3 separate regions of the Homo sapiens genome follow, and all the other regions are linked to region 2. A link is a loop called in an ENCODE intact Hi-C map of the cell type or tissue named here. Cell type or tissue: Calu3. All regions are shown on one strand. Region 1 has its middle 91 kb from the start of GAB4. Region 2 overlaps CECR2 (CECR2 histone acetyl-lysine reader). Region 3 overlaps ADA2 (adenosine deaminase 2).

Region 1 (8,000 bases), 580 kb after region 2:
TGATAACATTTGGTCATGCTGGGAAATTGCTATCTTCCCACTTTCCAAACTTTCTGTCTCCTTCACCACTCACATGAACCTGCCCTCCCTAGTATTATGATGGAGAAAGCATTGTACACCAGCTGTCAGGGAAGTATGGCTCAGAATAAATAGATAACCTATTTGATTTTTTTTCCACTTACGGATTTTTAAAATCCATGTCAAATGTAAGATAATAATACCAAAATAGTTTGACATGCCTCAGTTACCTTTTGCTGACAGAAAAATGGAGGTCTTGCAATTCCAAAAGTGGACTTTGAAAATAAACAACACAATTCAGATGTAAAACATAAAGTTTATGTGATGTACCACAGGAAAAATGTAGAATTACATGCGATTTTTATTTCCTTCTCAAATTCTTAGAATTTTAAAATTATTTTACAGACATAGTATTTTAGAGAAGAAATATTTAGTTCTATGCTGTCATAAGAAAATGATTTAAAAAATGAAAAAATGCATTATTTTTACATGACACTATTTTTTCCTGAAAATGTATTTGAATCGTCTCTTTTAATAGATTTCATTGACAATAGTGCACTAAATTTATCTGCTTTTTTAATTTGAGGGCTGCAGTGTGATAAATATCTATATACATTTTGCCATGCAACTTTAAAACCTAACAGAAATGCTTTCTGTTACAAAAGCAATAGTGCTTTCTCCACCATAATGCTAGAGCGGGCAGTTTCATGTGAGTGGTAAATGAGAGAGAAAGTTTCCAAACTAGGAAGATGGCAATTTCCCAATATGACCAAGTGCTAACATGTAGAAAACTATTTCCAAACGAGTCATTTCTAACATGTATTTCACTTGTGTTGCCACTAGTCTGCATCCATGATCCGATTTTTCTGCCAAATCCATTTGTATGACTCCGAGTAATGAGTGATGTCTGTTACCTGTGATAATACGGTGCAGAGACACATAAGACTGATTGAATTAATAGAACAAGATCCCGATGCAGGCTAAGGGCTTAAATTATACTTGAGATGATTTATTTTAAGATAATGGATTCGGCCGGGCGCGGTGGCTCACGCCTGTAATCCCAGCACTTTGGGAGGCCGAGGCGGGTGGATCATGAGGTCAGGAGATCGAGACCATCCTGGCTAACAAGGTGAAACCCCGTCCCTACTAAAAATACAAAAAATTAGCCGGGCGCAGTGGCGGGCGCCTGTAGTCCCAGCTACTCAGGAGGCTGAGGCAGGAGAATGGCGTGAACCCGGGAAGCGGAGCTTGCAGTGAGCCGAGATTGCACCACTGCAGTCCGCAGTCCGGCCTGGGCGACAGAGCGAGACTCCGTCTCAAAAAAAAAAAAAAAAAAAGATAATGGATTCCGTAGTAAGTACAATTAAAATTCCAATGTGTCATTTCTGTTATGTTTAAAAGTTGCATGGCAAAATGTATATAGATATTTATCAGGTCATAGCCCAGGTGGCATCTGCAAACCCGGAAGAAGGTCTTTACCAGAAAGCGAACCCTGCTGGACATTGATCTGGGCACCAAAAATGTGAAACATGAAAATTAAATTCTGTGGTTTATGTCATCCAGATCAGTGTTTTTGGTGTGGCAGCGCAAGCTGACTATCCACCTTCCCCACCCTCTGTGAGCAGGAGCAGCCTTAGGAGGCCCTCATGGAGGCGGGGACCCAGCTTTGCTCCTCTTCCTCCTGCTTTTCCAACTCTCTGGTGAGGAGGGAGAACTCAGGCTTCATCTGCAGTTCCTGTGCATTAAACATGAATGTTTCCTTCAGGATGAAGTTTTTAGCCCATTTTGCTTTCTCATCAGAATTTAATCGGACATGAAAGTTAAGGATTATGAAATGGGCAGATCATCCTGTATTGACCAGATGGGCCCTGGTCCAGGTGGGTCAATAAAAAGGCTTTGTTAAAATGTCTGCCTATCTCTATCTTATAAGGACATCACGATTGTCCTTATAAGATAGATAGGCAGACATTTAACAAAGACTGCAGAAGAGAAGGTGATTTGAAGACAGAGACAGAGATTGAAGTGACGTGGACACAGAATGCTCAGGAAGGAAAGAGAATCATTGCTTCCCTTTCTGCAGTTTGTTGGTAGGTGAGGTGGGCCCTGCAGAAAGATTAGCAAGCACAGAGGAAAAACTCACCACTTATTCCCACAGCTGTGTATATAGTTTTATAGGATTTCTAAACATTTTTTCCAAGGAAAAGTAAAGAACAATAACTCAAATATTTGGAAACAGGGTCAGCTTAGACAGGTCTAGAACACGGTCTGAAGGTACAACATATGAACAACCCTGTTTCTTCCAGTGCCGGAGAGATGAATTCTCAGAAGCAGAAGATACACATTCATGAAGCCTTCATTCCCTGAGCTGTCTGTGTTCCAGAATATTTATCTGTGAATATATTCTCCAGTGAGTGACAATTTACAGTTAGTGAGATAATGCAGACAGCTTCAACCCCCGGTGCCTTGCAGCCAGGAATCCAGTCACAGGACCTGCAGCTTCACGAAGGGATGCTCAGTGGGTGGCTTGCATGCAAAGATAAACTCTCCCCTTTAACAAAAAGAACCTTCATTGTGCCCCAAGTGGGGAACAGGCCTCTGTGTTACTCAACCTCATCCATGGTAGTGTTGGTTTGGAAAATATGGACTAATGCCGTCTGTAGAACAAAGTCTACAGAATTAGAAACAGTGACATAGAAATGAGCTAAAGATGGCCTGTGGGTCCTGGCCCCCATGTTGTTTATTTCAAAACTGTGTTTACTTCTTTTTTTTTTGAGACGGAGTCTCACTCTGTCAACCAGGCTGGAGTGCAATGGCGTGATCTTGGCTCAATGCAACCTCCGCCTCACGGGTTCAAGCAATTCTCCTGCCTCAGCCTCCCGAGTAGCTGGGACTACAGGCACGTGCCACCATGCCAAGCTAATTTTTGTATTTTTAGTAGAGACGCGGTTTCACCATGTTGGTCAGGCTGGTCTCCAACTCCTGACCTTGTGATCCGCACACCTTGGCCTCCCAAAGTGCTGGGATTACAGGCGTGAGCCACCGGGCCCGGCCAAAACTGTGTTTACTTCCTAATGGCCTGTTCCAAACTCAAATTTTACAATGCAATTATTTTAACAACAGCCCAAAGAAGAATACTTTTAGCCTTTTAGAAAATACTTACTTTGCATGTCCAGAAAATTTCAACCACATCTACTCGCAGTAAGATAAACCCCAGTTATGAAAACCTTAAACCAGAAACTCCCCACTGTGCTGCTGTGAGGCGTCCCCTAGACACACAGCCCCTTGTCCAGTGTCCCATCGTTTCGAGAAGCAAGCCTGGCAGCTTATTCTCTGCACAGATTCCTGCTGGGAGGGGCTTCTCTCTGCAAACCTGACAAAACGTCACCCAATAAAGTCATGTGTGCGACTGCCCCCCTGTGGCCATCTCTTTTTCCTTGATGAGCCCGCAAGTCATTCCAATCCCGTACAAATCGGATCACAGTGTCCACCCCAAACACTGACTCCAGGGTCATGAACACAAACAGTTCCACTTCTAAGACTCTTGCCAAGTCTTACGAATAATGCAGTTGCTCCCAGTTTTATGGACCCCAAACTAACCGCATCAGGAAAAGGAGACACAGCCATAATAAACCCCACCTGTATAAGTCCTCCCTCATTCAGGTGACCATGGTTCATGTTAGAGACACTCAGAGGCAGAGGCCTGCCGCACACCTAGATCCGAATGGAGGTGGTTGTGACACCTTCTGATCTGTGTCCACTGTGGAGTGACCAGCTTTGTCTGCTGTTGTGAAAGCCTTGGCATAATGTGTCAACAGATAAGAAAGGGAGGTTTCTAATCAGAATTAGTAATATTATCCTTTAAGTCTATAGGTAATAAAGAGTAATTTCAAAGCTCTTTTCTGACTAAAAAAGATTTCTACAAAATTTCACAATTTATATTTATGTACAGCAACAGATCATGAGATTTTTAAAAATCACAATGGTAACCTTCTTAACGATGTATTACTAAGTTTCATAGGAAATAGCAAGACTATCTTAAATTCAAGCTTCTTAAGGAATACTTTGCAAAAACAACATTTTCAAGAATTGACCTTTAGTAAAAGAAAACCTGACAAATTTTTTTATTGTTAGTCACTTCCCTGCAATTCAAGTTTGTTTTTAATTATAGATAGAACTGATTCCTCATTTAATACCCTTTCAGAATAATTATTTAAAACTTACAATATGATGCACCATCTCGTTCTACTTTAGTTAGGCTGATTGTGTTTTCTTTTTCTTTTCCTTCAGCCTCTGATGTTTCTATTGTTCACTAGTATGATTATTTAGGAGTCTCACTTTTTGAAGAATAAGAAGCAGGTTTGAATTGGTTAATAACATAAGAAAAAGTCAAGTGCACAAAAGTTACGAAATTTAATGAGAAAAGAGTAAATAAAATTGACATAGTTTTCTACAGTTTACTGTGAGCCTTTAATCAAATTTCTTAAGCACAATTTGATCTCCTTAACCCCCATTATTGCAATGGTGTTAAACATTGAAAGGTCTATAATATTATTTTTATTCAATTATCTTTTCCAATCTTGGAAAAAAGGTTATTTTGGTAGATTTCTCAGAAGATATTGAAACCAAGCTTTCTTCTGGAATCTTACCTAGAATTTCATGTATTTGTGTTCTTGGGCAATTAAATATAAATTTTTGTTAAATTACCCAAGATTACATAGCACTACAAGCTAGTCTTTCAGTTGTAGCTGAATTTTTTTTTCCCAGAAATGTGACTGTCTTTGTGATAGTGTTTGGTGTTGGCAGAATTATTCAGGAGCTGTTCAATTAAATACTAAGCACACCACGAACAAATCAAGAAACATGAGATTGTTTCCCTTTGTAATGATCAGCTGTGTGAAAGACTCACACCCCTGAACCATGTGCATCTTTACATGAAACCATGAAAATGTCAGTTACAGGTCCAGGTTACCCTGAGACATAAAACTGTAGATGCAGTCCTTGCTCTTCTCACATAGACAATTTCCTTTTCAACTGCAGACTCATGGCTGTGGCTGCACCACATCCAGGCTGGGGGTGACTCAGGTCTCACTCAGGGTTGGCCATAACCTGGAAGCCCTCACAGGACCTGATGCCACATGACCAGGGAGGCTGTGTGAGAAGAGTTTTCGTAAGCACCACTCAGAAAAACATCATGCAATGTTATTTCTTATTTGCTTTGTATCATTAACCAAGGAAATTCTTCCCTATGAGATCCTGCTGGTTAATCTTGTATATGTGAGATGATTATGATGCGATTATCCCAGATTGAACAGTTGGTCACCAGGAATTTTGTATTCACTGCCTGAGGTGTAACATTCTTGCCCCATTGCCTCTTACTTATGCTGGGCTCTTGGCTCTAAATGTAGAGACCCACATCATTCTCCCTGTGAGGCCCTTGGACGGAGCGCTTTTTTGGGGCTCACTCATCAGGTGCCAGGGACGGGGAGATTCTAACACTTGCACTGAATAATATTGAACAGTTATCCTGGAAACAGCACATACGAGGCAACACTTGAACTGGCTCAGGAGCACTTTTCATTTGCAGGCCCTCTGCCCGTCTGTGCTTGTGGGAATGGGGCTGTTTTCTTTCTCTAGATTGATTGGGAGGGAGGCCTGCAGGATGGCATTCACCTCCCAAAGATGCATCCTAGAAACACATTTCCACGTTGTCAGGGTCCTTGTGCGTTCTCAGTGTGGCATGCACTGCACAATGTGTCCCTGCCCAAGGTCCCAACTTCCACAGTCAGAGCCTTCTTCCCTTGACCACAGGCAAACTTGACTTGAACTACATTTGTTTGGCTCCAGCAAACATTTTATGTCACATTGTTCACAGAAGAGACATTCCCCCTGCCCCATCAACCTTTTCCACACCACTGCACCCACCAGGTGATTTGCATGTTGTCCCTTAGGGAGGACCTTCCCTTGTGAGTCTGAGATAAAAGCTCAGCTCTAACCTTGCCTTGACTGATCAGGACTCCTCAGTTCACCTTCTCACAATGAGGCTCCCTGCTCAGCTCCTGGGGCTGCTAATGCTCTGGGTCTCTGGTAAGGATAGGATCAAAAGTGAGGTGAGAAAATGGGGTGGGAGGGTGAGATCTGGGGTCTCCACAGCTTCCTATTTTTATTTCAACCATGTGTTACGGGCACATGGTCTGTGCTCCGGGAAAGATTACTCGTATTTTTTGTCTCAGGAATAGTCAGGAATCATCTCCCAGGAAAAATGACCAGTGCTCTGATTAAGCTCTTGAAAATAAACTGCTCCCTGCTGGCTAGTAACAAATTGGTTCATTTTAGAAAGTCTACTTTTCATGATAAAAATCAAAACTTGAAAAAATATGTAACTCTAAATCAAAATCTTAAGGAAAATCATGAAAGTTGCTCAAAATGTGTTTATATAACCTTGCACTTCTCTGTTATTATTTCAGGATCCAGTGGGGACATTGTGATGACCCAGACTCCACTCTCCCTGCCTGTCACTCCTGGAGAGCCAGCCTCCATCTCCTGCAGATCTAGTGAGAGCCTCTTGGATACTGATGATGAATACACCTATTTGAATTGGTACCTGCAGAAGCCAGGCCAGTCTCCACAGCTCCTGATCTATGAGGTTTCCAACCGGGCCTCTGGAGTTCCAGACAGGTTCAGTGGCAGTGGGTCAGGCACTGATTTCACTCTGAAAATCAGTAGGGTGGAGGCTTAGGATGTTGGGGTTTATTACTGCATGCAAGCTCTACAAACTCCGCCCACAGTGCTACATCCTCGAACAGAAACCTCCCTGCTGGGTTGACCCAGCTGCCCGCATGGGCTGCTTGTCTGAGGGAACAGCTGAGCAGAGTCTTTGAGTCTGCAGAGGAGAAGGCTGTTGGGGATGTCAGGGCAAGGTTTGCTGCTGAGGACGCTGGTCCATGACAGCCTCAGTAGCACCTCAGATTTCATATGTTAAGGCCCCACCAGCAGTCACAGCCTGGGGAAGGCATCAGGAGGAGGAGAATTCATGGGGGCTACGTGCCCTGGGAGCAACCAGCTATGATGAAGGGAGAGTGAATGAAAGCTCACATCCTCACCCTCCCTGTCTTGCCCACATTTGTCAAGTTCATGTAACTGTCAGAATAACCAGACCATGGATGCAGTTTAGTGACAACACAAGTAGAACACATATGGGAAATGACCATCTTGGGGTTTATTTCACACGCGATGACACTTAGTCATATTGGGAAATTCATACTCTCCCATCTTCCTAATTCTGCTCTCTGACTCCCACCAAACCGTCTCTCCAGTGTCTTACAGGTAGAAGCATTCTACACAAGCTGTGTGCAGGGGAGTACAGCTAACACTTAGAAAAAATGTTTGATGTTGGATTATTCAAATAGACTTTGTAAACTCATGGCAGGTATGAGATCTTAATGTTAAAAGATTGATTACTCTTAATTATTATTTGCCAAGTGAAAGCAGAGTTTTCACAATTCCAAAAGTGGCCTTTGAAAATAAACTGCAGGAACTCAAAGATGGAAAATATAAAGTTTATTTCAAGTAAAAAAGGGAACATTCAGAATTATGTGAGATTTTTATTTCTTTTCCAAATTCTAAAGGTTTTGAAAGTATTTAGGCTAAGTTCTATTTTAGAGTAGAAATGTATTACTATGTTTTCAAAAGAAAAGGTTTCAAAAAATACAGAAATGCATTCTTTTCACATGATTATATCATTACCTGAAAATGAATCTGAATTCAATGTTTTAGTTGTAAATGCCTGGAGCATCTATGCTTTTCATAGATTTTATTAAATATAGTGTTCTAAATGATATTGAACCCAATAATGAGTCACATGAGGTACATATAATTACACTGTGTGATAGACACAAAATAATGACAGAATCAACAGAAGAAGTTCTGCTTCAGGCTAAGGGTAGAAAGTACACTAGGATGATTGTTTATTCCAATATAACAAA
Region 2 (8,000 bases):
GGACTTTCTGGGGGAAGGAGAACATGATAGGACCCACAGTGAAGGAGAGGGGGTGGCATGAGGTCCCATTCTAACACTGGAGTTCAGACAGGATGGAAGACTGCACTATTTCCAGGACAGTGGGGTGTATGGGGAAGGTCTCATGAATAATCCTTAAATAATGCAGCATCAGGCCTAACACTGAGGAGGACAGAGCAGAGAGTGTGGCGCACCTTCTGGGCGATCATGTTGCAGATCTCAGGCAGGAAGTCCTCACTGAGGAGCTTGTAGAGCTGCCGTTCTCGAAGGGAGGTCCTCTCGCGAAAACTCTCGGTGACCTGTCTCCATTCCTCTTCTGTCTGGCACAGGAGCCACCAAGTACCTTGGCCTGGCCCTTGGGACCCTAGAAAATAAAGGAACGGATTCACTACAGGAGATCCCATGAGGACCTTTCCTTATTTATTCTCAATTTTGTTTCTACTGTGGGTCATGACTAAAATAAGGAACTCGGCCGGGCGCGGTGGCTCAAGCCTGTAATCCCAGCACTTTGGGAGGCCGAGGCGGGCGGATCACGAGGTCAGGAGATCGAGACCATCCTGGCTAACACGGTGAAACCCCGTCTCTACTAAAAATAGAAAAAAAAAAATTAGCCGGGCGCGGTGGCGGGCGCCTGTGATCCTAGCTACTCGGGAGGCTGAGGCAGGAGAATGGCGTGAACCCGGGAGGCGGAGCTTGCAGTGAGCCGAGATCACGCCACTGCACTCCAGCCTGGGCGACAGAGTGAGACTCCGTCTCAAATAAATAAATAAATAAAAATAAAAAAAATAAAATAAGGAACTCAAAAAAGAGACCTATTACTTAATTTTATTTTTTTTGAGACAACGTCTGGCTCTATTGTCCAGGCTGGAGTGCAGTGGTGCCATCTCAGCTCACTGTAACCTACACCTCCTGGGCTCAAGCCATCTTCCCATCTCAGCACCCCCCAAGTAGCTGGGACTACAGGTGTGTACCAGCACATCCAGCTAAACTTTTGTATTTTTCGTAGAGACAGGGTTTTGCCATGTTGTCCAGGCTGGGCTCTAATTCCTGAGCTCAAGTGATCTGCCTGCTTCGAACTCCCAAAGTGCTGGGATTACAGGTGTGAGCCACTGCACCTGGCCTACTTTTAAATTTTATTTATTTATTTATTTATTTATTTATTTAGAGGCAGAGTCCTGCTCTGTTGTCCAGGCCGGAGTTCAGGGGCACCATCTCAGCTCACTGCAGCCTCCGCCTCCTGGATTCAAGTGATTCTCCTGCCTCAGCCTCCCGAGTAGTTGGGATTACAGGTGCCTGCCACCACGCCCAGGTAATTTTTGTATTTTTAGTAGAGATGGGGTTTCACAATGTTGGCCAGGCTGGTCTCGAACTCCCGACCTCAAGTGATCCATCCACCTCGACCTCCCAAAGTGCTGGGATTACAGGCATGAGCCGCCACAATGGCCTCTTTTTGACTTTAAAGTTGACAATGTATACTTCTGGTTTTCCTGTTAAAGTCATTGTTAACAACTAAAAAAAAATGTAATGTCTAAAGGCAATACAAATATAACTACTGTGAATTTAACAAGATAGATATTCACAGTCTAGAAATGATTAAATATATTGACAGAAATGGTTTTGATTTTGAGTCTTTGCTGAGTCTACCCTGCCTCAACTACACTGTGCAAACTGGTATGTGCCTCCCATTTTTATGTTATTTGGATTACAAAATTAAAATCTAGGTAGGAAACCAGTATGTAGTAAACCTATAAGGAAACCATTGTGTCATGAAGCACTGACATTAAAAAGACCTCTCTTTGAGAAGCTGGTTATTCACTCCAACGTTAAGGTGTCTATTACACTGTCCCCAGTAAACAGGGCACTAGTGAAAAGATCTAGTTCTGATCTTAATCCTTAGTCAGATGATGAGCTGGGCACAGGATAAGGTGTGAGGAGGAGAACTGAAGAAGAGTACAGGGGGTAGGTAAAAGGCTATTGCAATAACCTTTACTTTGTATGACTCTAGAAAAAGAGTCAACACCCTAGCATAAATGAATCATATTTATTTAATTCTTTCTAAATGCCAGTAAAGAACATTACCATGTCTTGTCTGTGGCTCGGATGCCAAGGAATTTTCTTCCTGCTTTTCACTGAAACACAGGAAAAAGAGGTGCCAATTAAAACAAAGACAGGTCCAAAATTGTTCTGTGCCACCCCAGGATGGTAGAACCCATTAATTTAACACAAAGAGAGTGTATGTGTGTGTGTTAAGGGGACAAGGCTTGGAGGCGGAACGCTGAATAAATGAACACTAAGATGCAGGCATGCTGGTCTAGGAGGGAAGTACTGACATACAGCTACCCTATGTTATGGCAACAGTATCAATGCATAAGAAAACAGTAACTTTTATTTTTTATTTTTATTTTTTTGAGACGGAGTCTTGCCCTGTCACTTAGGCTGGAGTGCAATGGCGCGATTTCAGCTCACTGCAACCTCCGCCTCCCAGGTTCAAATGATTCTCCTGCCTCAGCCTCCTGAGTAGCTGGGACTATAGGCACCCGCCACCAGGTGCAGCTAATTTTTGTATTTTTTAGTAGAGACGGGATTTCACCATGTTGGCCAGGCTGGTCTTGAACTCCTGACCTCATGATCTGCCTGCCTTGGCCTCCCAAAGTGTTGGGATTACAGGCGTGAGCCACCGTGCCCAGCCAGAAAACAGTAACTTTTAAAGCTTTTTTTGGAAATCAAACAGATGCACTGTTTTTTTTGTTTGTTTGTTCTTGTTTTTTATCACTGCTCCAGTCAAGAGAGAGATGCAACTGTTAATAATTAAATGCCAAGAAAAAAGAACTGTAGGGATTCCAATGTCCTCCTCCCTGATTCAGGGCCGCACTGAAGACAGGTGTATTTATTATAATTGATCCTTACCTAAGGCAGAGGGTTAAGAGCATGGGCTCCGAAGGGGGAATGCCTCTATTCAAGCTGTGCCACTTACAATGTGACCTCAGGAAAGTTAATTAACTTTCCCCCAAAATGGAGCTATTAATAGTGCCTACCTCACAGGGACGTTGGAGATTAAATGACAAAATGCAAAGTGTATAACGCATTAGGATGAAGTATCATTTTCACTTGTATCCCTGAAACAGAAAGGACACTCTGTGGACTTTTCGCTTGTTTTCGATTAAAGTTTCTATGAGAATGAAAATGTTCTATATTGGCATTATCCAATAAACCATGTGGCTGCTGAGCATCTGAAACGTGGCCAGCGTGAACCAGAAACTGAATTTTAAATTTAATGAAAAAATATTTAAATACTGGCTTACACACACAGCTCTAAAGGAAAAAAGTCACCAGTAGAGGGTAGCACAAGTCCATGGATGCTTGTTAAAATGATTCTACAGTCCCAACCCTAAGCTACTGTGATTCTTGATACTTATGGGGAAACGGAGACAGGTATCATGCAGCTTTCTGAATATCGAAGGACGTGTGAAATCCTAACAAACCCGGAAACAGGTGTTGATACATAAAACGTTAAGTAATTACAGGACATTTGTCACAGAAACGGATAAGCAAGAAATAGGCAGCTGCAATCTGAAGCTGAACTTCTGTAAAGTTAAGTGGATGCTGATTGAGTTAAAATCAGGATCTGAGTGATCTACATTCTTTTTTTTTTTGAGATGGAGTATCGCTGTGTCGCCCAGGCTGGAGTGCAGTGGCATAATCTCGGCTCACTGCAAGCTCTGCCTCCCAGGTTCACGTCATTCTCCTGCCTCAGCCTCCCGAGTAGCTGGGACTACAGGCACCCGCCACCACGACTGGCTAATTTTTTGTATTTTTAGTAGAGACGGGGTTTCACCGTGTTAGCCAGGATGGTCTCGATCTCCTGAGTGATCTATATTCTTAATCTGATTTCCCAGAAATATTTCTTAGTGGTTAAAAAGTGACAGGGTGAAATTCAGCCTAACTCAAGCATTTAGATTAAGTAGGAAGGGAAGAAGCCACTTGTCCTGAGTTATCAGAATTTTTAAGAATACAGCCTCACTTCAATAGGCTTAGTGATAGAGCTGATCCTTAAGTAAAAAGTGTATTTACACAGCATAGGTCAGATTTTGAAAAGTCCTATAGCAAGATTCACATGGTGAAATTTCCTAGAAGATAATGACATATAAAAGAAAATCCCCCAAGTATCTTTCTTTGCTAAAATTAAATATAAAATTGAAGAATGAAAAAAACTGTCTTGTTCAATATAATCCTCATTAAGTGCACATCCATCGTCTAGTAAGAGGACTCGCTTAGAGAGGGGAGGTGACTTGCCAGATGTCACACACTAAGGGCTTCCTGACTGTACTGCACATGTGGTAATTTCATAAGGACTCAGTTTCAGGTTGCTATAATAATGTGCTTCCCATGGCACAGGCAAAATAAAGAAAAAGGAATAAATGAATTAAGGTCCCTTCTGCCATGGTCTATGACCACAACTAACAAGATTTTCTTACCTCAACAGAATCTCCTCCTGCAGTTTCTTCCGTTTTGGGGGTCTTCCTCTTCTTTTTCCCGTTTTTCCAGGAATACTTGAGACATTTTTTTGTCCTTCACTTTCCCTAATAAATAATATTAAATAGAAATGTTCTGGCACAGGATTGGCATTGCTACATATGATTTTAAAACAGTATTTCTGGCCATGAGATTACCAAAAAGGATTAAATGTAGCAGTGAAAGGAAAAGGGAACAGCAACTTCCAGTCTTCATTATTAGACTGTGGATCTGAGGAAAACTAACATTTTGCAATACTAAAATGTGCTTAAGATCTAACTAACACCTTCCGAAGAGTAAGCATTCTCCTAGCAGTAAGAAAGCCTAAATAAGAGGTTAGCATTGTTTTGGGATGCTATGGAAATGCGGCCTCTTCCTTACTTAGTAAAGCTTATGTTTCAGGCATCATTTAAATTCCTTCTGTTCTTAAACTGATGGATACTAACGTTCATAAACTACATCATTAAATTCTTTTTTTTTTTTTTTTTTTGATGGAGTCTCGCTCTGTCGCCCAGGCTGGAGTGCAGTGGTGCGATCTCGGCTCACTGCAAGATCAGCCTCCCGGGTTCACACCATTCTCCTGCCTCAGCCTCCCGAGTAGCTGGGACTACAGGTGCCCGCCACCACGCCTGGCTAATTTTTTGTATTTTTAGTAGAGACAGGGTTTCACCGTATTAGCCAGGATGGTCTCGATCTCCTGACCTCGTGATCCGCCCGCCTCGGCCTCCCAGAGTGCTGGGATTACAGGCATGAGCCACTGCGCCTGGCATAAACTACATCATTAATTCTAGTCGAAATAAGGAGATCTCAAGGACTGATGATGCAAGATGAAATTGTTACTGCAGTGAAATGATTGTGCTGCTGAGAAGAAACCTGCTATATTAAAATAGCCTGTGGCAAGAGGAGTGGCATTTCTCAGAAACCTCCTATCAAGAACTTCAGATTAAAAAAGTATATTTAACCCCTCTGGTAGCAGAGAATTAATTCCTTTTTGTTTTTGCATGAAGTATCTCCTTACCATCTCTTTGCAGGCATGCTTAGAGAATTCCTTCATTAGGAAAAAAAAATTGTGCTGTAGAATTCTGATGCATTTAATCTTAATGACATTTTAATACAGTAGCTATCATGCCCTAACACTGAAGAACATACCTGCTCAAAGAGAGTTCTCCATTGGATTTTCCTTGCACCGGGTCCTCTTTGTACATTCGTGTTCCATAGAAATACCAATATAGTGCCCCAGAATTGTCTTCACCCAATGGCTCCACACGGAGACTGTCTGCATCCAGGCCCTACACAGAGCACGGAAAAGGGGTTTGGGGAAATGGGGAACAAAACGCACCAGGAAAAAACCAGAACGAGGATTCCAAATTTACACGTAAGCATAACTCAAATCTAAAAATGCCCAAGTATCGCTGGGCGTGGTGGCTCACGCCTGTAATCCCAGCACTTTGGGAGGCTGAGGCGGGCAAATCATGGGGTCAGGAGTTCAAGACCAGCCTGGCCAACATGGTGAAACCCCACCTCTACTAAAAATACAAAAAATCAGCTGGGCGTGGTGGCGCGCGCCTGTAATCCCAGCTACTCGGGAGGCTGAGGCAGGAGAATCGCTTGAACCTGGGAGGTGGAGGTCGCAGTGAGCCAAGATCATGCCACTGCACTCCAGCCTGGGCGACAGAGAGAGACTCTGTCTCAAACAATAAATAAATAAATAAATAAATAAAAATGTCCAAGTATCTTATGTAATTTTCAATCAGCATAAGAAACACGGATATAATGGGAAGGTGGTACCTACTTTGAGGAACAAGAGATGGAAATATTACAATGCTCCCTATCCCCACCATTGTTCCCTTTTCAAAAAAGAGAGAATCCAACAGCAATCCTGATGAACAGTTTACAGATTTGGCTGGGAGCGGTTGTTTTATGTGAGCACACACGAAAAGAAAGACAAGTACAACCGGGTGGATCAGGCACGGGGCAAGCTTTGCCCCATGGGATCCTCTGTGGCAGTTCCGGCATAACCTCCTGTGACCTCTCACTCCAGCTGAGTTCCAGTGACAGGGCTCCCAATTTACCTCGGGGGCTGACCTGTACTGGCCTTCTCACTGCTACTGAAGTCCTTGAGTCCTCAGCAAAGACCGTGCTAAATTACACAATGATTTTTTTATAATGTGCCCATAACCAGAGCTCAACTGAGAAGTCATCACCACATTTAATCACTGATGATGGAACAGGATTAGAAACTGACTTCCCTATGAGTGAAAGCAATAACCCACACTCTCCCTTGAGGATATACTTTTTTTTTTTTTTAAAGACGGAGTCTCGCTCTGTCACCCAGGCTGGAGTGCAGTGGCGCAATCTCGGCTCACTGCAAGCTCCGCCTCCCGGGTTCATGCCATTCTCCTGCCTCAGCCTCCCGAGTAGCTGGGACTACAGGCGCCTGCCACCACGCCCGGCTAATTTTTTTTTACTTTTAGTGGAGACGGGATTTCACCGTGTTAGCCAGGATGGTCTCGATCTCCTGACTTCGTGATCTGCCTGCCTTGGCCTCCCAAAGTGCTGGGATTACAGGCGTGAGCCACAGCACCCGGCCCCCTCTAGGATATACTTCTAAACAGATAACCACACCAAGGGGGACAGAGAGATGGCCACAGCTTCCTTCAACACATTTTTTGTAACGTGGATGTGTGTAGAGGATGACCTTCACTAACATATACGGTTTCAAGTTCTTGGAGATTTCAGTAAATATTTCAATCAAATTTACACCCTGAAAAATAAAACTCAGTGGCGGATTTAGTTGCAGGTTTGGCTGATGACAGAACAAACAGGGTCCTCTGGTTGTACCTATTGCAGATAGGACTCAGTGCACGTAAAGGAAGATGAAACCAGACTAGAAATTAGACCAAAATAACGTACTTCCATAGGGATGTACATCTTGCATCTCCGTGGCTACAGCAGTCATGGTTTTCCATACAGTGTTATTGGCAATGAATAGTACCAAGACTAGTACCACAAGCCAAACTCTGGCTTAGTATCTTTGGGTTTTACGTTCTGACTACATTTCTGATTGCTGGCTTTTCACAGCTACAGGGAAAGGTTCGCCAGTTAAGCATACCTTTAGAAGATCGAAGACATCGTCTGCATCCAGCCGGTAATCACAGAGTCGGTGCAGGATCTCCACCCGTGTGCGAAGAGGCAGGTCCTGGAAACTGGCTTCCCTCAGAGGGTTGGGCTTCCCTTCTTCGAGCTCCCAGCGGTAGTTGATGATGTCCTCTAGGTAGCTGTGGAATGTCTGAGGCCTAGACCAGGGCCCCAAACACAAAAATACATTAATATAAAATATAGGTTGGTTGGGAGAAGGAGAGAGAGAGAGAACTCATGATCTGACAGCTAACAGATTTTTGTTTTTATACAGACAGGGTCTCGCTCTGTCATCCAGGCTAGAGCACAGTGGCAAGATCTCAGCTCACTGC
Region 3 (8,000 bases), 300 kb after region 2:
CTCCTGAGTAGCTGGGATTACATGCATGAACCACCACACCTGGATAATTTTTGTACTTTTAGTAGAGACGGGGTTTCACCATGTTGGCCAGGCTGATCTCGAACACCTGAGCTCAGGCAATCCACACTCCTCGGCCTCCCAAAGTGCTGGGATTACAGGTGTGAGCCACTGCACCTGGCCAAAAATGTTAATTTAAAATGTAAAAATAATAGCAGCTTGCAGTTTACAAAGACTTAACACCTGTTTTTTTTTTTTCTTTTTTTTTCTTTTTTTTTTTGAGACGGAGTCTTGTTCTGTCGCCCAGGCTGGAGTGCGGTGGCGTGATCTCAGCTCACTGCAACATCCTTCTTCCAGGTTCAAGCAATTCTCCTGCCTCAGCCTCCCGAGTAGCTGGGATTACAGGCACATGCCACCATGCCTGGCTAATTTTTGTATTTTTAGTAGAGATGGGGTTTCACCATGTTAGTCAGGCTGGTCTCGAACTCCTGACCTCGTGATCTGCCTGCCTCGGCCTCCCAAAGTGCTGGGGTTACAGGAGTGAGCCACTGTGCCCAGCTGTTTTTTTTTCTTTTAATGTTATAAATAGAGATTTAAAAAATAATAATAATCGTGAGGTCAGTAAAGTAGCATCCCCAGTTGCTGGGAGGCATAAGAGGGTGTCTGGGGGCTCGTGTCAGGGCCAGGGGCTGGATGGGCACAAGAAGCGCAGAGGGACAGCATGCACTGTGCCTAGGGGAGCAAGGGGCACAGCTGGTGTCTGGTGGGGAGGACAAGCATGGGGATTCAACTGGCAAAGCCTGCAGGCCAGAAGCTGTACAGACACAGGCCCAGCGCAGGGGATGAAAAGCCAGTGGGAGAGGAGTTGAGGGGCAGGATGAGAGGATGGAGGACAAGTGTGTGAAAAGGACCGTGGCCCTGGGGCTCATCCCAGTGTATCCCGTCATGCAGTGTTGGGTGGCCTCATTGAAAGGCCTGGGCTCCCATTGGAGAGCTAGAAGCCAATGGAGCCCTGACTTGAACCTCAGTTCTCTGGTTCCAAGCCTGATGCCCTCTCACTCTCCCATGCTGCCCCTCTTGGACAAGATCACCCCTGGCTCCTGATTAGTGAGACATGGAAGCCCCATCCTTAAACTAGAGCCTTAAACAAGTTCCGAGAAACATGTCTGGACAGAAATCCTTCTGCTTGCACGTCTTCTTGTGATCCACACTGTCCCCAAGCCCCGGAGCCCTGGGATGGGACTTCACCCCTTTGTCCCCAAGCCCCGGAGCCCTGGGATGGGACTTCACCCCTTTGTCCCCACAGCCCCAGAGTCCTGGGATGGGACTTCACCCCCTCCTTTGTCCCCAAGCCCTGGAGTCCTGGGATGGGACTTCACCCCTTTGTCTTCACCATTCTTCTTCCCTCTCCAGGGGCTGCCTTGCACCTCCATGACATTGGCATCGTGACTATGGACTGGCTGGTGAGGAATGTCACCTACAGGCCTCACTGCCACATCTGTTTCACCCCAAGGGGGATCATGCAGTTCAGATTTGCTCACCCAACTCCCCGTCCATCAGAAAAATGTTCCAAGTGGATTCTGCTGGAGGATTATCGGAAGCGGGTGCAGAACGTCACTGAGTTTGATGACAGGTGAGTAGTAGTTCAGAAAGCACATGTCCCAGGCCTGTCATGGGGTGGCAGTGGGTAGGTGTCTCCCTTGGTACAAACCTATAGATAAAAATCTGGCTTTAATAAAACATGAGGCAAGGCTGAGTGCGGTGGTTCACGCCTATAATCCCAGCACTTTGGGAGGCCAAGGCGAGCGGATCACTTGAGCCCAGGAGTTGCCAGTCTGGTCAACATGGTGAAAGCCCATCTCTACCAAAAATACAAAAAATTAGCCAGGTGTGGTGCTGCACCTGTAGTCCCAGGTACTTGGGAGGCTGAGGCAGGAGGATCACTTTAACCCAGGAGGATCACTTTAACCCAGGAGGTTGAGGCCACAGTGAACTGAGATGGAGCCACTGTACTCCAGCCTGAGTGACAAAATAAAACCCTATCTCAAAAAAAAAGCATGAGCACCTTTTTCTTTTAACCTTGCAGGATACTTTGCTCCACAAAAGCATTCAACACCTTTTCTATCCATAGTAGTTTTTCTGGTGCATTTAAAATCTACAAAAAGCATTATCAGCAACACTATTTTTGTTTGTTATTATTATTGTTATTTATTATTATTATTATTTGAGACAGGGTCTTGCTCTGTCACCCAGGTTGGAGTGTAGTGGCGTGATCTTGGCTCACAGCAGCCTGATCTTGGCTCACAGCAGCCTCTGCCTCCCGGGTTCAAGTGATTTTCCTGCCTCAGCTTTCTGAGTAGCTGGGATTACAGACATGTGCCACCATGCCTGGCTAATTTTTGTATTTTTAGTAGAGACAGGGTTTCACCATGTTGGCCAGGCTGGTCTTGAACTCCTGACCTCAGGAGATCTGCCCATCTTGGCCTCCCAAAGTGCTGAGATTACAGGCATGAGTGACCATGCCTAGTCAGCAACACTATTGCTGTAGCAAATGAGATTTGTCTGATGCTCAATAAAACCAGAGAGAATAAAAGTTCCTAGCTCTGAAGTGATGACAATCTAGCTGGAAGATAAATCTTCTTGAAAATCTGATGCAGCAACTTCCTAACAGACTTGTATAGTATCATTATTATTATTACTATTTAAGACAGGGTCTCATTCTATCATCTAGGCTGGAGTGCAGTGGCACAATCTCGGCTCACTTCAGACTCAACCTCCCAGGCTGAAGCAATCCTCCTGTGTCAGCCTCCTGTGTCAGCTGAAGCAATCCTCCTGTGTCAGCACACTAGAGGTGTGCACCATCATGCCCAGCTAATTTTTGTATTTTTTGTGAGATGGGGTTTTGCCGTGTTGCCCAGGCTGGTCTTGAACTCTGCGGCTCAAGCCGTCCTCTCACCTTGGCCTCCCAAAGTGCTAGGACTACAGGCATGAGCCGAGCCATTGTGCCTGGCATTGTATAGTAATATTATAAGTGACAATTAATTTGGTCACAGAAATGTCTACAGAGTGCCCCCCTGAGGTTACTTCCCTTTATGAAATGAGAAACGTGAAGCTGAGCAAGGTTAATTAGCTTATGCAAGGACACACAGCTGGTAAATGGCCAGTTGGGGATACAAACCTGGGTGCTGATTCGAGTTATTTCCATTCCACTCCCTTCATTAACCTGCTCGAGCTGCCATAACAGAATACCACAGGCTGGGGAGCTTAAACAATAGGAACTGATTTTCTCAAGCCGGGCACACTGGGTCATGCCTGTAATCCTAGCACTTCGGGAGGCTGAGGTGGGAGGATCACTTGCACCCAGGAGTTCAAGACCAGCCTGGTGGCCGGGTGTGGTGGCTCATGCTTGTAATCCTAACACTTTGGGAGACCGAGGTGGGCGGATCACTTGAGGTCAGGAGTTCAAAACCAGCCAGGCCAACATGGTGAAACCCTGTCTCTACTAAAAATACAAAAAAATTAGCCGTGCATGCTGGCAGCCACCTGTAATCCCAGCTACTCGGGAGGCCAAGGCAGGAGAATCACTTGAACCTGGGAGGCGGAGGTTGCAGAGAGCTGAGATCATGCTACTGCACTCCAGCCTGGGCGACAGAGCAAGATTCTGTTTAAAAAAAAAAAGAAAGAAAGAAAGACCAGTCTGGGCAACATAGTGAGATCCCCATCTCAACAAAAAATAAAAAATTAACCAGATGTGGTGGTGTACACCTATAGTCTCAGCTACCCCAGGGGGCTGACATAAGAGGATTGCTTGAGCCTGGGAGATTGAGGCTGCAGCGAGCTGTGATTGTGACACTGCACTCCAGCCTGGGCAACAGAGTGAGACCCTGTTTCAAAAAAAAAAAAAAAAAAGAAGGAATTGATTTTCTCATGGTTCTGGAGGCTGGAAGTCTAAGATCAAGGTGCCAGGGCAGGGGTGGTTCCTCCTGAGACCTCTGTCCTTGGCGTGCAGAAGGCGCCTCTGGCTGTGTACTCACATGGCCTTTCCTCTGTATGTGCACTCCTGCGGTCTCTTCTTCTTCTTCTTTTTTTTTTTTTGAGATGAGTCTTGCTGTGTCGCCCAGGCTGGAGTACAGTGGTGCGATCTCAGCTCACTACAACCTCCACTTCCAGGGTTCAAACAATTCTCTTGCCTCCCTAGTAACTGGGATTACAGGGACAAACCACCACGCCTGGCTGATTTTTGTATTTTAGTAGAGATGGGGTTTCACTATGTTGGCCAGGCTGATCTCGAACTCCTGACCTCAAATGATCCACCCATCTTGGCCTCCCAAAGTGTTGGGATTACAGGCGTGAGCCACCACGCCTGGCCTCCTCTTCTTACAAGGACACCCATCTTATTAGGGTAGAGCCCCATCCTTACAACCTCATTTAGTCTTAATCATCTCTTTAAAATTCCCTTCTCCAAATGAGGGCTAGGGCTTCAATATTTGAATTTGGGGGTTTGGGGACACAAGTTAGTCCATAACATTCCCCAAAAAGAGCTTGGTCTAGTTTCCTGTCAGTGGGTATAGGAAGAAAAAAAGAGAGAGAGAGAGAGCTTTTTGGTCTAGAAAGTACAGTGGGGTCAGACTGGCCAAGCATACAGAGGGAGGACAGGAGCCAGGAGAGACTGACTGGTGAGCTCTCATCTTAAGCAGTCTCCTGCGTTTGGGGTTTGGGTTTAAGCAGGCAGTGGGCTGCCTGGCCACAGGACCCATGCTTATATCGTGAGCGTGGGAATGCTCCCCTTTGCCCCTTCCTTATCTCCACTCTAGGGTGAATCCTGTGAGCTGCTAGCTGGGATATGCAAGGTGGGTAGCAGTCCTATGGGCGCCCGGGGGCAGTGTCCTGGATCATGCCTCTGCCACTCCCCACTTCGTGTCTTGGACAGCTTGCTGAGGAATTTCACTCTGGTGACCCAGCACCCGGAGGTGATTTACACAAACCAAAATGTTGTCTGGTCGAAATTTGAAACCATCTTCTTCACCATCTCTGGTCTCATCCATTACGCACCAGTGTTCAGAGACTATGTCTTCCGGAGCATGCAGGAGTTCTACGAGGACAACGTGCTCTACATGGAGATCAGAGCCAGGCTGCTGCCGGTGAGCCCAGCTCTCCTCTCTGTTCCTCCCACCTCCTTTGCTCTGGCCTGACTCAGATCTTAGCTGGTAGAAGACTGAATGCTCATGAATTGACCACTCAGGTCTCTGGTGCAAGGGATCATGTGCCTTTCCAGGGGCCAACATGAGCAAGGAAACCTGAAATGGACTGGGCAGCCTCCAGCAAAACTGGGAACACATTCCGTGCTGCCCTTTGCCCCCCTGTTTCTCATGGTTCCCCGTTCTCCCCTCTGCCATGATACTCAGGGCCTCGTGACATAAGCTGAGAAGGAGAATTGGGATAGAGCCATCTTAGGGGCCAAAACAAGGGGTTTGAAAAATAAAAGGAGCCACATGGCAGGGTGAGGGCAAGAGACATGCAGATGCATAATCGTCCATGGGATTTGGAAATTACAAGGTCACCTTTGAGCAGTTTCAGTAACATGCTGAGAAGAGAAACCCCATTTCTGGGAGTAGAAAAATGAAATAGACGGCCGGGCATGGTGGCTCACACCTGTAATCCCAGCACTTTGGGAGGCCGAGGCAGGCAGATCACAAGGTCAAGAGTTTGAGACCAGCCTGGCCAATATGGTGAAACACTGTCTCTACTAAAAATACAAAAAATTAGCCGGGCATGAGCCTGTAGTCCCAGCTACTCGGGAGGCTGAGGCAGGAGAACACTTGAACCTGGGAAGCAGAGATTGCACTGAGCCAAGATCGCACCACTGCACTCCAGCCTGGGTGACAGAGTTAGATGTTGTCTCAAAAAACACACACACACAAAAAAAAAAAGAAAGAAAGGAAAAGAGAAAGAAAAATGAAATACAGGTGATGAATTGGAGCCAGGTTTGGCTGATTAAAGGCTCTGAGTGTGATTTGAGAAAAAGAACATCGAGATAGCTGGAGGGAACCACAGGGGCCACAGGTTTCTTTTTAGGATGGAGAGACTTGTTTTGCACACAGAAGGAAGAAGTGTGGAGAGGTTAAAAAGAGAGGGGAGGCCAGGTGCATTGGCTCATGCCTATAATCCCAGCACTTTGGGAGGCTAAGGCTGGTGGATCACTTGAGGCCAGGAGTTTGAAACCAGCCTGGTCAACATGGCGAAATTCCATCTCTACTAAAAATACAAAAATTAGCTGTTGGCCGGGCGAGGTGGCTCATGCCTGTAATCTCAGCACTCGGGAGGCTGAGGCAGGCGGATCACGAGGTCGAGATCGAGACCATCCTGGCCAACATGGTGAAACCCTGTCTCTACTAAAAATACAAAAATTAGCTGGGCGCGATGGCGCATGCCTGTACTTCTAGCTACTTGGGAGGCTGAGGCAGGAGAATTGCTTGAACCTGGGAGGTGGAGGTTGCAGTGAGCAGAGATTGTGTCATTGCACTCTAGCCTGAGTGACAGAGTGAGACTGTCTCAAAAAAAAAAAAAATTAGCTGGCATGGTGGTGCGCACCTGTAATCAGCTACTCGGGAGGCTGAGGCGGGAGAATCACTTGAACCCAGGGGGAGGAGCTTGCAGTGAGCAGAGATACCGCCATTGCTCTTCAGCCTGGATGACAGAGCGAGACTCCGTCTCAAAAAAAAAAAAAAAAAAAAAAGAAAAAAGAAAAAAAAATTTGATTTTAAGGAAGGAAGTTTGGAGAGAGTGAAATGGAAAGGAGTAGAAAGAGTCCAAAAGAAGGGAGCATCATCAAAAAAATCTGATTTTTGGGTCTTGCATTTTGGCCAGAAGCAAAGGATAACTGAGGTTAGGTACTCTGAGATGGACTGACACCAGGCTCCGTGTTGGTAGGGGAGGGATCTTTCGAGGAGAGCAGCCCTAGGTGCTCAAATACTGCTAGAGTTTTATTTCAGTGAGTTTATTGGAGAGAACTTTCCTGAGGATGTTTTTGTTGGGCTGAGGGAGATGGGGTATTGTGGGAGTGGGCAGGATCCTTGGGTGTTTTATGTGGTGAGCTCAGACGGGTTTGAGCTGGTTAAAGGTTATCAGTGGCTTGGGGAAAGTGACCTTTGGTAGAGTCTTCTCCACATTGTATCCAAGAGAGTCTGCTCGTTCATTTACATATTGATCGGATACACAAATGCCTTGGGGACTGACAGTTAAGCTTGTGGAAAGGCCCACATGGTGGCAGTATTTTAGTTTTGTTAGCATATTCTGTAGGCTTTTATACGCTCCGAAGTTTACTGTTTGTAGACCCAGAAGTGATAGGACTCCGCAGGATCAATACACACTGAACAAATTCATAAGGGATAGATGTGTAAACAAGAAAGTCAGAATGCTGTTATCATTCGGACCAGACACTTATGCTTCATCAGGAAATTCTCCTCTTTTCTTTTCTTTCTTCTTCTTCTTTTTTTTTTTTGACAGAATTTCTGTCGCCCAGGCTGGAGTGTAGTGGTATGATCTTGCCTCACTGCAACCTCCACCTCCCAGGTTCAAGCGATTCTCGTGCCTCAGCCTCCCGAGTAGCTGGGACTACAGATGCACACCACCATGCCTGGCTAATTTTTTGTATTTTCAGTAAATGGGGTTTCACCATGTTGGCCAGGTTAGTCTTGAACTCCTGACCTCAGCTGATCCACTCGTTATTCAAGTTATTCCAGTTTGTGGGTCTCAACTCTCCCTTTGCTTGGCATCCTGGACTGACCCACCTTTTTCCTTAGATATGTTTTTTTTTTTTTTGAGGCAGAGTTTCGCTCTTGTTGCCCAGGCTGGAGTGCAATGGCACCATCTTGGTTTACTGCAACCTCCGCCTCCTGGGTTCAAGGGAACCTCCTGCCTCAGCCTCTGGAATAGCTGGGATTACAGGCGTGCACCACCACACCCAGCTAATTTTTGTATTATTAGTAGAGACAGGGTTTTAC

What was found. Hi-C counts contacts between places; a loop is a spot of excess contacts. Peaks named below come from ENCODE experiments on the same cell type or tissue, not always from the same donor. Only the 100,000 strongest peaks of a DNase experiment are listed, where the experiment ranks them.
Region 1: it touches region 2 in a loop (8-fold over the local background); 22 of 110 quality-filtered maps call a loop at or near these places.
Region 3: a loop joins it to region 2, with 17 times the contacts of the local background. A loop is called at or near these places in 41 of 110 quality-filtered maps.

The regions. Positions count from the first base shown.
Region 1 is chr22:16,913,033-16,921,032 of GRCh38, reverse strand. It overlaps the pseudogene IGKV2OR22-4. Among named protein-coding and RNA genes, the nearest start is that of GAB4, 91 kb to the left of the region's middle. RefSeq lists a silencer at 3,326-3,375. In Calu3, CTCF peaks have their summits at 3,252 and 3,452 (motif pointing left); a DNase peak (open chromatin) is centred at 3,422.
Region 2 is chr22:17,497,229-17,505,228 of GRCh38, reverse strand. It overlaps CECR2 (CECR2 histone acetyl-lysine reader), which reads right to left. Exons shown (of 19, transcript NM_001290047.2): 3 at 7,643-7,826; 4 at 5,680-5,819; 5 at 4,494-4,598; 6 at 2,098-2,147; 7 at 213-382. Among named protein-coding and RNA genes, the nearest start is that of SLC25A18, 62 kb to the left of the region's middle. In Calu3, no CTCF peak of the experiment used is centred here; a DNase peak (open chromatin) is centred at 3,358.
Region 3 is chr22:17,200,701-17,208,700 of GRCh38, reverse strand. It overlaps ADA2 (adenosine deaminase 2), which reads left to right. Exons shown (of 10, transcript NM_001282225.2): 3 at 1,411-1,630; 4 at 4,928-5,138. Among named protein-coding and RNA genes, the nearest start is that of ADA2, 15 kb to the left of the region's middle. RefSeq lists an enhancer at 6,022-6,522. In Calu3, a CTCF peak has its summit at 7,228 (motif pointing right); a DNase peak (open chromatin) is centred at 7,260.